Linked DNA regions of Homo sapiens: region 2 is linked to region 1. A link is a contact called in ENCODE Hi-C or POLR2A ChIA-PET data. All regions are on one chromosome and are shown on one strand. Each heading gives the region's core, a stretch centred on a gene start or an enhancer-like site at or near the end of the contact. The rest is flanking DNA. Distances are from core to core; before and after follow the strand shown.

Region 1 (7,834 bases), core at 1,869-4,368:
TCAGGAATCCAGAAGTTTCTATTTGTTAGCCTTGCTGCTCCTCCAAGGAGCCATCCTGAAGGCAGTTTAGTCCTGCACTGGGAGACAAGGCACAGGCCTGAAGAATTCCTGCCCCCTGCTGTATAATAAATCTGATACTAAAATTAGTGCTGGCCTCCTGAGCCATATTTCTTGCTGAGATGATAAAGAAGTGTGTGTGTGGCAGGCTCATCTTTCAGGATTGGAGGATGTTGCTTTATGTCAGATAAGTGCCCAGGTCTCGAGATCATTTTTTTATGGCAGCCTCTCCCCCATTTCCCTGCTTCCTCTCCCTGTTCTGTTTTGTTAGGGGTAGGAGTAGGTAGGGGTGGATAGGGGAGAAATATTTTAGCTTGTCTTCTGGTTTTGTGTAAGTCTCTGTCACCGTAGGTAGATGTTCCTTGAGAATCTTTCTGAAGGTTTTATAATTGAGTCTTTTACCTCCGTGACAAGATATTATTCACTTTCTCTAAAGCGTTTACTTTATGCTTGGGCTGGGGTTGGGGGGTGGGGGGCAGACTTTTTTTTTTTTTCAGGGAACTCTGTCTCTAGAAGAGACTTGCCGTCAGGGCAGTTGAATGGCCAGCTTACGACTTTAATAATTGAGGCGGCATCTGGGCCCCTTGCTGAACGGCAGTCCTTCTGGCAGGGCGATTTTGCTTTTAAAATAACCATGTTCACCTTTAACTGCAAACGGCTGTGACGAGAGTTGTATTTAATTTTAAATTGCCCATGTCCAGTAACCCTCTGTACCTCTTTAAATAATAAAATGTTTTTAATCTTCCTGCAGCTGTGTTCTCTGTGTGGGGGCTTGCCATTTTTGGAAGAGGAGGGGGCTTCTGTGCCTCCTCTCCACTCCCTTTCTTTTCCCTTTCAAACTCACCGGGACTTCTAGAAAATGCCATTTCACTAAGGGCGGAATCTGGCCCGTAAAGTCTCTGGAGTGAGTGCTGGGAAGTTTATAAGCAGAGGCCGCACAGGGTCAGTCAGTAATGTCAGCCCCTGGGGCTGAAGTGCTTCCTTTGTGGGCAGAACCCCAGAAGTCCCTTTGTATCGCTGACCCATTAAAGACTTTTTCTCCCCATTCCCCGCCTCCAACTTCAGGGGGGCTTGATTTGTCTGTTATAATCGGAAACAGATTTTGGGCTCCTGATCCATTATAGATGTGTTTGAGATGGATGCCAAACCTGAAGCCACTTAAAGAGCATGTGAAAATGTGTTTAGATATAAAGGAAAGAAAGGAAGAGAGAGGATGAGGAAAGAAACAGCCTCTTCCAAATCCCCCAACTAGAAACAATACTGAAATGATAACACACAACAAAAAACAAACAAACAAAAAAACTCGATTTAGGCCCTAGGAAAGCATGGGAGGAGAAAATTAGGCTCCAGAGTCAGCCAAGTTGGTGCTTAGTCTGGGATGAACAGCCCAGTGAAGGAGGTTAAAGGAGGCAGAAGACCACACGCGCACGCGCACTCCCGGAAGCGTGGTTCAGGTGGGGCCTGCCGGGTCCAGGGGAATGTGTGTCCCAGGCTTGGAGCAGAGGGTGGCAGGTGCGTGGGGACGCATGGGAAGCACTCACGTTGTGCCCAGCAGGTCCATGTTTCTATCCCGGAGACCCTTGGGTTAGGAAATATTGATTGCTCTGTATTTGTAAACAATCTTTAAGGGGATCTAGTGCCAACACAAATAGTCAACTTCAGGCGAATCAAGTGGCCTCCTCTCAACAGGGAAGCCCATTGCTCTGATTTTCTGGATCGACACAGCCCCAGATTTATTTTCCTTTTTAATTCTCAAAAGGGGCCCGCTGAGTTGAGCATTGCCCAAGTATTGGTTTCTTTTCATCCCTGTTGAATTTTTTCCCTTCTTTAATGAAAGAGTTGGATTGGCTGTGCTGGGCCCTCCACCCGGTCATGGTAGTCCTGGTGACGCCTGGCTGCAGGGTTTCGAAGGTGGCCCTCATTTCAGCTGTCCTTGAGGCTCACTCCTGTGTTCCCCCTGCCCCTGCCATCCACCCCGCACCCGCCACCCCGAAACGTTTGTAGTACAGCTGCTGGCCTAGAACTCGAACTGATGTGTCTCTCACTCCAAACAAAAAATAAATCTGTGTGCTTTATGTATGTGTTTTAGAGGTGTGCCTGTGTGTTTTTTCTCTTGACAAGCTCATTCCCTACAGCTGTGCAGTCACAGCCCACTTTGAAATCTGCAGCATATATATATTTTTAAGTGAATAAGTACGAAGAGATGGGAAGATGTGGTTTGACTGTAATCCCACGTAAAACACTCTGACCCCAATTTTTAAAAAAGTATTTCATTAAAATGTTGTAGGAGACTATTACTGAGAAGAAGAAAGTTTCTAAGTTGATGGGACTCTTGTGTCTCCTAGTGTAGAGTTGATTTTGTTTTTTGGGGTCACCATGGAGATGAGAAGCATGGGGCTTCATGGCGTCATCTGCCCCCATTGGGGGAGGGCTTGTTGGCACAGGTCACCTCTGGATCAACCTCAGCCTCATCTGCTGGGGATGGGAGAAGCTCAAGTTGGCCAGGGGTTTACCCTATGCCCTCCTCAACCAGAATTAAAATGACCTTTTTTTTTTTTTTGCCTTCGAAGACAACATTGGTAACAATTTATTGAAACTATGGAGCTTAGCAGTGATCAGTTTTTGGATTTTCTCTTTCTTCAACCCCTCCCCTTTCTGGAAGACTTGTAGGAGGATAGGGGAGGTTTTTCTGTGCATAGATTGGCGTCGGTTTCTTAGAAGTTTCTTCTTTTCACCTTAAAAAAAATTGTTTGCATCCTTCCCCTTAGATAAGGAACCGTCAACATCCTTGTTAGAGCCCAGTGCGGAGGGGACCCTGAGGCACATACTGTTTTCAAGGTTAGATAGCAACAAACTTTCAGAGTAGCCGGAGTTTCAGGGGAGGGAGGGTTCTTTGGGTTCAAGGTTACCCATTTTTCCCCTGCTAGGAAGAAAGCCTTTTTGTTTTCTTTTGCCGACTTCTTCCAATAGCTTAGAGCAAATAGATTAGCAACCCAGCAGAAACCAAACCAAGGAACAAATAAAGGGGAAGTTTGCAGAGGGCCCTTGGCTGGGGGCTGGCTGCTGCTGAGGAGGCCAACTTGCGGTTTTCCATTTTCACGGTGAACCGCATTGTCTCAGCGTTCGCTGGTATTCACAAAATCAGAAAGAAAGGAAGGTGGTGGTGGGAGGGCGCACTTTTCAGGAGAGGCTGGGGTGTGGGGAAAGTATGCCCAGCTGCATGTTATTAGCAGCCTTCAAATAAAGTTTGTGGAAGGTTCCGGCCCCCACAGTCATGCCTGGGAAGCTTCTGTGTTCTTAGTAGGTGTTTTGAATTCTGTGGGATGGAACTGAATGTTTAAAAACAGTTACAGGAACGTCTCCCCAAGTAGGTATTCCTGAGAATTTCTGTGTACATGGAACTCTATTTTCTTAGCAAGCATCATTATATTTTTAGAAATGTTTTCTTTTCTCCTTGCCCGTCAGTTAGCCAAGCCTCCTACCACTCACTTTCTGTTGTGTAGTTCTGATTTTCCGAACAGGTGTTTAGATGATGAGGGGTTATATTAAGAAAGTACTAAAGAATACGTCTTATCACGTGAATCAGTATCTTTTTATTCAACATGGATGGAGTGGGAGTGGAGACCAATCTGTTTTATATTCCTGCAATCTGATGAGGGTAAGAAAAAGTTCATGCTGTTCATATTAGCTAGCCAGCCTCTTTCTGTCTTTCCCTCCCTTCCTTCTTTCTTCTTTATTTTTTCTTTCTTTCTTTTGTCTAATACCTAATTCCTTATCTCATTTTTGGGATTTTGAGAGAATAATTTTCATGTGGGGCGACAGAACTAGTGGTTGTAGTTTCACTTGTTTTTTTGACATTAAGGAAACAACAAATAGTCTTTTTTTTTTTTTCCTCAGACTGAGCACACATTTTAAGTGTTTTAGGGGGAAGCTCTGAAGGCAGTTTGTGGTGATTTTTAAAAAAATGTTTTTAAAGCTTTAGTCTCTCCTGGAAGCTTTGTGTGTCCCTGCATTTTCCTCGACGGTCGCTAATAAGAACTGCTGGTCTAAATCAGTGTCTCTGAGAGTCATTGATTCACTAATTGCTCATCATCGAGTCCTGGCTTCCCCCTCCTGCTGAGAGCACTTTTGTTTTCTGCTATTCTGCAAGGACTTGGACAGATTTCTGGAGTGTTTAAGAGGTAACCAATAAAAGAGTTTGGCGTGCCCCTGTTGGTAATTGTGCTTCTCGGAGGTGACCACGTCATTGGTATCCGGGCTCCATAAACAAGGGGCTGCCTTACCAGTGACCTTTCCCGCCTAAAACCGAAGGCCCCAAGGTCGCTTGTCTGATGGAGAATGTATTTCCCGGCTCACTGTGAGCCTCGACTTAATTTGTTCCTTTCCTAAGGCAAAATGACCTTCCAGTAAACCCACACCCCCTCCCCCGCTTATTATTATTTATTTATTTTTCTGGTGAACAAACAGAATTAGGAAAGGTGTGTTCTTCCAGGAGAGAGCGGGCAGTGTGGGAGGAGATGGCAGTCTGGCTCATTAAAATGCCGAGGTAGGTTTAAGCTGATTGCCAAGTGCGGGTCCTGCAGGTCAGAGTGTGATGCCCAGAAACAAAGCAAGGCCTAGGGAGAGGCTGGCCTGGAGGCAACTGGCTCGCGCCGCAGAGAGTTTTGAAGCCACATTTCTTCATTGGAAATTTAAAAAGAAAGAAAAAAAGCAGCCCCTTTTGCTCCATATTTATCATCTCTATAGTACCCTACAAATAAGTGGTCTCAAAAAGTTGTTTTTTTTTTTTTTTAATTTGCTGAACCTTTATAATAGGACCCTTTCTGAGGGCCCCGTGAGCCCAAGAATGCCTCCTTGCAATGTGAGTGTGGGAAATTAGTGCAGGCCCAAGGAAAGGAAGTGTGAAACTGCTTCCCTCAGTGAACACCCAGCCTGGCGAGGCTGTCCTGTGTGTCTTGGAAGCCCTGCTGGGCCTGAGTTTGGGTGCCATATAATTTGCTGGCCTAGCACCCCTTCCATGGGTCCCTCTCGGCCAGCCTCAAGGAAGGGGTCCTGTGGGGGACAGAATAGTGTGTGTGAGGGGCTGTCTGCGGGTGGAGGACTGCCGGGGCTTACCATCCTAACTTGTTGCTCAGTCGCGGAGTCTTGCATGTTGACTCTCCTGGGCTTGGTTGGCCGCTGCTGCTTTCCTGTGGTTGTTGGTTTGTGTTAGGTGTTTGGTCCTCTGGTTTGCTTTGGGTACTGGGACTTTAGCCCAGGGAAGAGGCCTGTGGTGCTTCTCTGCCTTTCGGCTCCTACGTGGGGCATTGGAAAGCCCTTTCCCTGCCTGGTTGAAACCTTCGCAAACTGCACACCTGGCCGGCCTGGCAGTCAAATGGATTCCATGGCAGCCCCTGCCTAGAGCGGAGCAGGATGTCTGTTTCGGCCGGTTATGAATGAAATCAGAGTCCTGTGCTGGCAATGCCATTGTGCGTAAGGAGTGCAAGGAATGCACTGGGCCATCTTCCCAGAGAGACCCTATAGACGAAACAGATGTGGTCAGATGAGCCCCTGGAGACAGCAGTAGTGGGGAGTGTGGGAGAGCAGGCCAGGGCGGCACCAGGAGGAGCAGGAGGAGCTCCAGGAGGATTCTGAGCCTCCTCCTCCTCCTTTATTCCTCCATCCCTCTGTCTGGGGTGGGATGTTTGGGAGAAGAGAGGCAATGTGGTATGGTAGATAGGCCTGTTCTTTGGAGACAGTTCTGGGATTGAATCCTGGCTATGTGACCTGGCCAAGTGACATAACCTCTCTGAGCCTGATGTGTGTCATCTGTAAAATGGGGATAATAAGACTTGTGTGGCAGCTCTGGGAACAGACAGAACTTTCTGTAGAGCACGTAGCACAATTCCTGGCATCTGTTAGGTGCTTAGTCAGTGTTGATTATGCAGCCAGCCTGGACCCAGCTGTTGTCGCTGGGACAGGGAGGAGGTCGTGCAGTTACCGAACCCTACACCATTGATTTTACTGCTTTGGACCGAGAGGCCCGAGTGTGCTGTTTAGCCTTCCAGGCCCTGAAAGGTTAGTTGTACCCTTCTGACTTTCTCTACAGAATCTTCCCCCTAACCTTCCTGGTGTTTGCTAAACTGAGAGTTAGCCTCACAGAGTCCCAGCTTCTCCTGGGTCATCATCCTTTTCTCTGGCCTCTGCCTGAGAGCAGCGTGCACCGGAGACTGAGGGAGGTTGGCTGTAATCAGCACAGACCCTTGGCTCTCAGCTGAGGGTGGATCCCAGTGTCTAGATGATAGATGGTGCAGTTTGGTTTCTAATTCCTGCTTGATTTAGAGAGGTGCTGGGAGTGAGTGGTGTTACAGGGAACGGAGGCTGTGGGAAGGCTGGGAGTGTGAGCGTTTGATTACCTTCTGTGCTCTAGGCCAGGGGTCCACAACTTTGGCACTGTTGACATTTTGAGCCAGATTATTCTTTGTTGCAAGGGTGGAGGTTGGGGAAGTGGGGGTGCATTGGAGTGCATTGTATCTGTAGTAGGATGTTTAGCGGCATCCCCGGCCTCTACCCACTAGATGCCAGTAGCAATCCCTCCCTGGTTGTGACAGCTAGCAATTGCCACGTGTCTCCTGGGGGACACAGTCACCCTTAGATGAGAGTCATTGGTCTAGCACTATAGGTCACTTCTCTATAAGAAGGGGAAATATTTGTATGTTTTCTGAGGTTCTGTTCTGCATGGATTGGAACCTGGACAATGAAATATTCATGAAATTCAAGAGCAGGAAAGTGCCTGGAGAGATCACCTGGTCCAGGCCCCAGCCTCCCGCAGGTGGCTAGCCACATGCCCTGGGTTTGATTTCCACGGCTCCTGCTGGTCTTCCCTTTTGGTTAAGTGAAAGGGCAGGGAGAGGGGACGTTTCCACCCAGGCCAGCATCTCTATAGAGCTTTTTGGAGTGGGAACTTCTTTTAGCAGAATGACTCTGCACTCCTGGGCTCTTGGCAGTCCTGTGTTTGGGCCTCTAGGAGTTTGGTTGCAAGCTCCACGAGTTTGATTTGCTCTCTCATCCCTGGCACACACAAATTTGTCACTCAGAGGGACTGGCTTTTCTGCATGCACTGAATGGATTTTTATTTGAAATGAATTCATTAAAAAAAAAAAGTTTTGCTTGCCAGGACTCTGCCGTCCTCTCTTCCCTTTTATTTCTCTCTGTCGTCTGTAAGACGAGCCTGGAAGGAGCTGTCTGGTGGGATTGGTTGGCCAGGGATTTTTCTAGGCCCTGATTAAAGGTAAATTATCAGATGAAAGTTGGAGGTTGCTGCTGTGCTTGTAAAAAAGTCACTTGTGTGCCATAAAATCCATCACAGCTCCCTTGGTGAGAAGGAGGAGGCCGTGAAACACTCAGTGATGCTACTTCGGCTTCCAGTGATTTGGCTTCCCTCTGCTGCAGGAGTGCTGCCCGGCAGCCCGGTGCACCCTGCTCTTGTGAGAAGCTCGCTGAATCACGTTGGTGGGAAGCTCAGAGACAGAACTGTGTGTTGCCGGCAAGTTGCCATGAAGTAGTTTTAGATGTTGGACTTAGGAGAACCAGATGGCTTTATGGAGTAGAAGCGGAGCCCATGATGTCTTGGTGACTTTTGCCTCTCTTTTGCTTAGAACCAAAGAAGGTGGTTGTCCAGTTGGAGAGGGTGTGGGGAGTCTGGCCTTGGAGAGGCAGTATAGCCCATGGTTGACAGCATGGATGCAGGGACCAGACTGCCCAGCCAGTTATAGAGGTGGGACTGTGGGCTAGTTAT
Region 2 (7,834 bases), core at 1,828-4,327, 550 kb after region 1:
AAATAAAAATTTAAATAAAAAAAAAAAGCCAGTCTAGGCCCATTTCAACAATCAAAAGGGAAGAAATAAACACTCCCAAGTATCAGAGGTTAGGTTGCCCAATAAGCCAGGAGGGGCCTGGCCAGAATGCTACAGGACTGTGGGACATTCTGGTGCCTTCTGTCTGCCTGGAGCTTGGGTTGCCAGATCCTCCTCCTTAGCTGGCCCATCTCCCACAGCCCTTTTCTCTTCTCTCACATAGGAAAGTTGGGGATGGGGCAAAGCTACCAAAGACAAGCTTTACCTTCTCATATTTAAATTGGAATTTTTCTGGGATTAAGCCCACTACCTCTTGTTCTAACCTTGGGGGCCCTTGGAGGGTGGGTAGGCAGAGAAACCAGATGTGGCTCAGGCACACTCACTGAGGTGACCTGGATCCCGGGCACTGAGCCTTCCCTTTTCCCATCTGAAAATGGAGCCCCTGCCCATGCTATGGGAGTCAGCCTGTGGCTGCTGGCAGTAGTGGCAAAGCCACCCCCTTGTCCCTGATGTCACACTCAAGGGGGCTGGAAGCCTTGAGGAGCCAGCCAAGTGACATCTATACCAGCCTGGTTCTCAGCGGGAAGCCAGATCCGAGAAGGCAATGGGCTCCGGGAGGGCAGAGGAGGTCACCTGAGCTGCAGAGAAGGGGCAGGGCCATTTCGCCCCACTGGGCGGGAGCCAGCAGGAGCTGATGATAAAGCTCAGGACCTCCTCGTATGCACTGAATATTCCAGAAATAACCCTGAGCACGCCTAGGGTTTCCACTGAGCACCTGGGAAAGGAGAGGCTTTGAAGAACAATCCTGCATTTCCTGCAGAATTTTCTAGGAGGCAGAGACTAGAAAGCTGAACTTTTCCACTAGTTGTCCCTCATCCTGCCACACTCCCTCTCCGGAGGCCATCGTCTTGGAATCTACACTGCTTCCAGGTTGAAGGCCAGTAGCATCACCACCAGCCCCACAGCCATGTTCTTCTTTCCTGCATCTTTATTTCGCGTAACAGTAGAAGGCTTGAGAGTTTACAAAGTTCTGCATAGCCAGCATCTTATTCGGGTTTTGCACCCCAAAACATACTTGGTGCTAATATTATTTTCCCCGTGTCAAAAACAGGGAAATCATTCATTTGTTCACTTGACAAATATACTTCCAAAAATCTATTAGGTTCCAGATTCTCTCCTGGGGCTGGATGTGGCTCAAAATGGTCAAGTGATTTCTCTAAAGCCATGGCCACAAAGGAGTGCCAGCGTCAGGATTTGAATCCAGTCCTTTTGACTGAGACTTAGAGAGGAAAGAGGTCAGAGCCCTTCCCCTGTAACCCACCTGGGTGGCACCCTTAGCTCTGTGCTCCTCTGGCCTCACATCCCAGGTAATTCAAGGCAGAGGGGCCCACCATACACTGGCAGACCACCAGGGTAAAATAAAGTGGGAGGGTAGGAAGGTCAAGGATAGATCTTTCTGGTCCTCTAGGCCTCATCCTCACCCTGCCCACCATTTCTGCCCTGGCACCCACTGCCTCCCCATGCCCTTCATAGGGAGAAGCTCCAGAAAGAGTTTCAGAAACTCCTAATTGCTGACTAGCCCCAGGTCCCCAAAACAATGGCTCTGATGTTGGAACTATTTTCCCTGGCCGGGCCTCTAGGTAGTGACCCTCTGGCTTTCCTCCATAATCTGGGGCAAAGAGGGTGGAGAAAGAAAGCAGAAAAGTGTGCTGAAAGGAAGGCAGTTGGGGGGAGTGTAGAGGGGCAGCAAGGAGGCAGAAAAGGGCCGGGCATGGTGGCTCATGCCTATAATCCCAGCACTTTGGGAGGCCAAGGCGGGAGAGTCGCTTGAGGCCAGGAATTTGAGACCAGCCTGAGCGACATAGCATAGAGACCCTATCTCTACAAAAAAATTAAAAATAAAAAATTAGCTTGGCATAGTGGCATGCACCTGTAGCCCTAGCTACCTGGGAGGCTGAGGCAGGAGGACCACTTGAGCCCAGGAGGTTGAGACTGAAGTGAGCTATGATTGCACCACTGCACCCCAGCCTGAGTGACAGAGAGAGACTTTGTCCCTATTTTTAAAAAAAGGAAGCAGGAAAGAAGAAACAGAATGAGTGTCATTGAGTGTCATTTAAAATGTTGGTTTCTACACACACGCTTGCCCACAGGCATACACAATCCAAGAAGTTACTAAATAAATGCACATTTTCCAGTGAAACCTACCAGCATGGGATAAGTTCCAAAAGCGGATAGTTCCCAAGATGTTCTCTAGTTTCCTCCTTTGTTGTTGTTGTTGTAGTTGTTTTTTAATTTGATTCATTTACTTGGTGCTAGAAGTTTGGAAGGAGATAAAGGACAGAGTAACTACTGGGGGTGGGGGATAGAGAAAGCTGTGTTTAGACGAGTGGCTGGTGAAAGAGGACACAATACCGTTTCTTCTCAATGTTAATCTAGCGCATGTTAATTCCTCCCCACCCAGTGGGAATCGACAGTGGCTGAAAGCCTTCTAGGCACTGACAGCAAAGACGGAGTACTCGCCAAGAACTTTGTTCACGTTCTCATTCAGTCCTCACAGCAACTTAGTGAGGTAGACGTTGTTACCCTTGTTTTACAGATAAGGAAATTGAGGTTCAGACGGTTCACTAACTCCCCTAATGTCACCAGACAAAGCAACAGATCAGGGTTTCAAACCCAGGTCTGTTCTCCAAGGCCTGGGTTTTTTCCGCTGCTCTGCCTCCCTGCCTGCACTGTTCTCTCTCCCGCTGTCCTCCACAGCAAATTCGCAGATGTGTCATTGACTGGAGAAGGTTAGGAAACACTGCTCTGGGCAGAGTCTCCAGGGGCTCAGCGCAGTAAGCTCCTTCCTCTCCAGCTCCTATTATGGTGCAAACAGTGCCGCTTCCCCGGCAGGCCTTTGTCATTTGTCCCGTGGCCTGTCCCCTCCCATCTCTACCCCATCCCAGTAGCACCCCAGGACCTCAGCTTCCTAAATTTCAGCCACAACATTATTTTTACAAGGACACTCTTCAACCTTGAAAGGCAAGGTACCCCGAGGCAAGGAAACGAAATGACTGTAGTTGAACAGCATGAGAGTCCAGCGCCATCTAGTGGTGCTGAAACCGACAAGTCCCTGGCGGTGACATTTTCAAATAATCAATATCTCATTATTAACCATAATCACAACCTGATGTTTACTTTTGGAGAAATGTTCAGCAGCAAGGGATGCACATGCACTTTTCTGCATGTTTCAGAGGCCTGCGATCCTAAATGCCACAATGACTATTAAACAGTGTCCTGCCCATGAGCAAACAGGAGAGATTGATTGTATATCTTTTTCATCTAAGCTGCTCACCAAAAACAAAGCTCAGTTGAAGCCAGTGACCTTTCACTAACTGCTGGAAGGAAAATGCTTGATAAATAATAAATAGACCACTACTGGATCTTGCTTAGAACTATCTTTTAATTAAAAGAACTGAGGAGCTAGAAGGTCCGGTGACTGACATTTATTTCAGTTGCAGTCCAGGAAAAGCATTCATTGAGGGTAAAATGATACTTGAAATGTATTTTCGTTGTCAGCTAGTATTCCCCAAAAACCCTGTCTGTAATCTGCATGGATGGAGGGTGGTGGTGGTGGCTGGCAGTAGCAACATTTTGTAGGGAACATAACACTTAACTTCCTGCCTTCTCTGCCTTCCCCTAGCAACCTTTTCTTTTTCGTGCTGCAGCAATAAACACTTGTCTGGTTCAGCATCACCACAGAAACTGCTTCAGTGCCGGGCTCATCCAATCAGAGACCCGCCTGCCACATTGAGCGCTACCCTAGGAGTGACAGGAAAGCCATTTCCCGTCTTTTCCACAGGAGGGCAGGTGCCCTTCCTCTGCCAGCCAAGGTGACCTCGACCAAGTTGCTCACTGAACCTGCTCAGCCATCCCTCATCTCACCCAGCACGGTCAAAGGCTCAGAACGCATGACTAACTTAGCCCGAGTCAGGCTCCCACCTTTTGGCTATTCTAGAATTGAGCTCAGAACATAGAGACCAGGAAGTCTCAGCCTTCCCCATCCCCTCCTCCACTCACCTTTGCTTGCTCCTAGCTCCAGTCTTCTGGCTGAGGCCGTGCCAGCTTGCGTTGACTACCAGCACCACATCATGTTCTCTGCCCTAACTCCCATGTACTCAGGAAAACTGCCAGCCCATTCTGAGTCAGGCTTGGTCACAAATGAAAGCTGAGGATGGATGAGGCCCAACTCCGGGTGCCACGTCTGGATTCCCCGGAGCAGAGGCAGGCACCAGTGCCAGCCTCAGAGAAAATCTTACTGTCCCACTTGAGTGACTTTGTTTAAAAAAAGAAATCTGCTGAAGGTTTTTAAGTGGCACGCCATCATTTATTTACAGAGAAAGGTATCACTTTAACAAAATCAGGAGTCCTTCGGGGGCAGATTATTCTGTAATACCACTTTCATTATCAGAGAACTCTCGATACAAAGTGTTCTACAAAACTACAAGAAGAATCAGGCTAGCCTTTTAAGGACATCATCAAAAATCAGGCCTACCCAATAAAGGCAGAGGCAGAGCTCTATAAAATTTGGTGAATCCAGGACCACTTAAACAAGTCAGACATATAGATGATGGAAGACATGGGACGTGAATTTCTTTTGCTGGCTTTCTCATTCCTCCTATTCTATCACTTAAAGCATTTACCTGCCAGCCCCCAACATCCCAGATCTCTCCCCACTACCCTTGGAGAGCTCATTTCTTCTCCTGGCTCCAAATCTTGCCCCTGTAGACACCTATCCCTTATCTCTGTCTGCCACTTAGATATAGCACCATCACCTTCAACTTAGTAGGTTGAGAATTGAAGCTCTCTCCCAGGAGAGCACCAGTTCCACGTCACCAACTGGGTGTTAGTGATGCTGCTAAGTTTTCTAGTCACTCAGGTTTGTGACCTTGGACTTGCTGCCTCCTTTTTGGTCCCTCTGACATGTCTCCTCTTTCCTCCTTCCCTGCCCACTCCTCCATCCCATTCTTTACATCACTCCTAGGCAAACCTTTCTTTGACCTGACACTGCTTTCACTACATTCTTTCTTTCCCTGCTCAAACTTTCCCATACCCAACTGGCTCCTCCATGTAGTTGTCAAGGCCACCATGATCTTATCTCATCCTACCAGTTCAAATGGGCTTTTCCACTACTGCTCAAAATAGTAATAAAACCACCAGCCACACATTACAAATGAGCTTTGCACTCATCTCAATTAATCCTCACAAAGCTAACTGGAAGCCAAAAAGGCAAACATTGTCCATATTTTACAGGCTGAAATACTGTGACAGGCACAGGGTCACATAGTAAAAACTGCCTGGAGTATCCAGATCTAGAACCCAAATCTTCATTACTTGTCTGGGGCAAACTTCACTGTAACCTGGATATATGCCTTCCTCGCCTTGGATTCAGCAAATCCGTAGGAGGGTCTGCTCCTGAAAGGCTGTTTAATGTTTCAATGGGTTAAAAGAATAAGAATTTCTGCCCTCCTTTATACTTTTTTTTTTTTTTTTTTTGAGACAGTGTCTCTCTTCTGTCGCCCAGGCTGGGGTGCTGTAGCATGATCTCAGCTCACTGTAACCTCCACCTCCTGGGTTCAAGCGATTCTCCTGCCTCAGCCTGCCGAGTAGTTGGGATTACAGGAGGCTGCCACCACATCCAGCTAACTTTTGTATTTTTAGTAGAGATGGGGTTTCATCATGTTGCCCAGGCTGGTCTCAAACTCCTGACTTCAAGTGATCTACCCATCTTGACTTCCCAAAGTGCTGGGATTACATGAGCCACCACGCCCACCCTATACTCTTAATAGGTAAATAATCATTACTACTTGAATGAAGGCCACAGTAAATGAGGCAGGAGTACAAACAGTAGGCCAGGTAGACCAACAGCAGTGAAGCACCTTATGAACACAATCTGTAGGGGGTTCAGTAAGGGACTTGATATTATGTATTTTCCGAGCACAGACAGCATTTGAAAACGGCACGGAAGGTTCAATTCCTACAGACCATGGTAGAAGGGAGGGTGTTCCTGCCCAAAGAAACCGCATGTACATGTCCATCCCACTGCCTTTCCAGGCTCTCATGCAGTATTCCTAGACAAATCCAGAACTGATTCCTTGCCCCTGAACCTCTACTGTACTTTTATATCAAAGTTTAAAAGGATTCCTGTTCATCTTGCTGTTTCACAAGTCACTCTTGTAGTCCCAACTCGATTTTAAGATTTTTTTTTTTTTTTTTTTGAGACAGGGTCTTGCTCTGTCGCCCAAGCTGGAGTGCAGTGGCACAATCTCGGCTCAACTGCAGCCTCTGCCTCCTGGGTTCCAGCGATTCTCCTGCCTCAGCCTCCCGGGTAGCTGGTATTACAGGCACACGCCCGCACGCCCAGCTAATTTTTTTGTATTTTTAGTAAAGATGGGGTTTCACTATGTTGGCCAGGCTGGTCTCGAACTCCTGACCTCAGGTGATCCGCCCACCTTGGCCTCCCAAAGTGCTGGGATTACAGGCGTGAGCCATGGAGCCCGGCCTGATTTTAAGCTCTTTAAAGCCAAGAATGCGGTCATGCTTCCATTCTCTCCAAAACGTGATGGGGATCTGATGACAGCTTTTGCCCAAACTGTGGAAATAGTTCTGAGTTTCCAAAGTAAGCTTCATATCTTTCACTATGTTTTGATCACTAAGACTTAACCTAAAGAAGTCAATGAGTGACAGCAGCTTTCTCCCCATCCAGATATTTGCTATACAGGGATGGTCTTTCCCTTCTGGTCCAGAGTCCCAGTCTGGTTTAACAAGATCAGAATGTGTAGGGGAACGCATTCTCATACATTGCTATGAGAGTATAGTTAAGCACAATTTCTATGGACGAAGATATCAAAACTCAAAATGATCTGCTCCTTGATCCAGCATCCCATAACTCTAGCAGCCCATTTGCAACACAGTAAAACAAAGAACATTTTCTTCAATCGGGCACTGATTAAATCACAGTGGATCTCTGAGACATAGTAACTAGAAAAGCAAGGTACAGAACAGTATGCATAGTGTCCTGTCCATGCCCAAAATATTTCTGGAAGAGCGCACAAGGAAATGGTGATAGTGATGGCCTCAGGGAAGGGGAAAAGGGTGGCTGGGGAACAGGGGTGGGAGACTAGCTTTTTACTGTTAAGTTTTGAACCATGTGCATGTATAATTTTTTTAAAGAATTATGCAACAAATAACTTCTTTAAAAGTCTTCAGCCCCAGTACGGTCGCTCAGGCCTGTAATCCCAGCACTTTGGGCGGCTGAGGCAGGAGGATCGCTTGAGGCCAGGAGTTTGAGACCAGGCCAGCCTGGGCAACATAGCAAGACTCCATCTCTACAAAAAAAAACAAACAAAAAAAATGTTAAAGAGCCAGGCGTGGTGGCACATGCCTATAGTCCTAGCTATTCGGGAAGTGAGCCAGGATGGCTTCAGCCCAGGAGTTAAGACTGCGGCAGGGTATGCACCACTGCACCCAGCCTGGGTAACACAGTGAGACCCCCATCTCCTAAAACAAAATTAAAAAAAAAAAAAATTAAGGCCAGGCATGGTGGCTAACACCCGTAATCCCAGCATTTTGGGAGGTTGAGATGGGTGGATCACTTGAGGCCAGCAGTTTGAGATCAGCCTGGGCAACATGGTTAAAAGCCCGTTTCTACTAAAAATACAAAAATTAGCCGGGCGTCATAGCATACACCTGTAATCCCAGCTACTTGGGAGGCTGAGGCAGAAGAACTGCTTGAACCTGGGAGGCGGAGGTTGCAGTGGGCCAAGATGGCTCCACT

Evidence for each region. A loop is a pair of places that touch in the nucleus more often than their neighbours do. ChIA-PET counts read pairs that join two places held with the same protein, here RNA polymerase II (POLR2A). Pooled maps may share reads with other maps.
Region 2: a pooled map shows a loop between it and region 1 (4-fold over the local background). The contact joins two enhancer-like sites. A Hi-C loop is called at or near these places in 2 of 50 pooled maps. POLR2A ChIA-PET finds 5 or more read pairs at or near these places in 3 of 52 experiments (AG04450, OCI-LY7 and activated naive CD4-positive, alpha-beta T cell).

What each region holds. Positions count from the first base shown.
Region 1 is chr17:57,282,298-57,290,131 of GRCh38, forward strand. All of the region lies in intron 5 of MSI2 (musashi RNA binding protein 2), which reads left to right. Among named protein-coding and RNA genes, the nearest start is that of MSI2, 30 kb to the left of the region's middle. RefSeq lists an enhancer at 2,541-2,810 and a silencer at 6,337-6,512. Within about 2 kb of position 3,119, at least 10 of the 41 ENCODE cell types and tissues checked have a DNase peak (open chromatin) inside an H3K27ac peak, as active enhancers do.
Region 2 is chr17:57,830,419-57,838,252 of GRCh38, forward strand. MRPS23 (mitochondrial ribosomal protein S23) reads right to left here. Exons shown (of 5, transcript NM_016070.4): 5 at 4,363-7,834. Among named protein-coding and RNA genes, the nearest start is that of MRPS23, 16 kb to the right of the region's middle. RefSeq lists enhancers at 2,334-2,845, 2,846-3,356, 3,525-4,025. Within about 2 kb of position 3,078, at least 24 of the 41 ENCODE cell types and tissues checked have a DNase peak (open chromatin) inside an H3K27ac peak, as active enhancers do.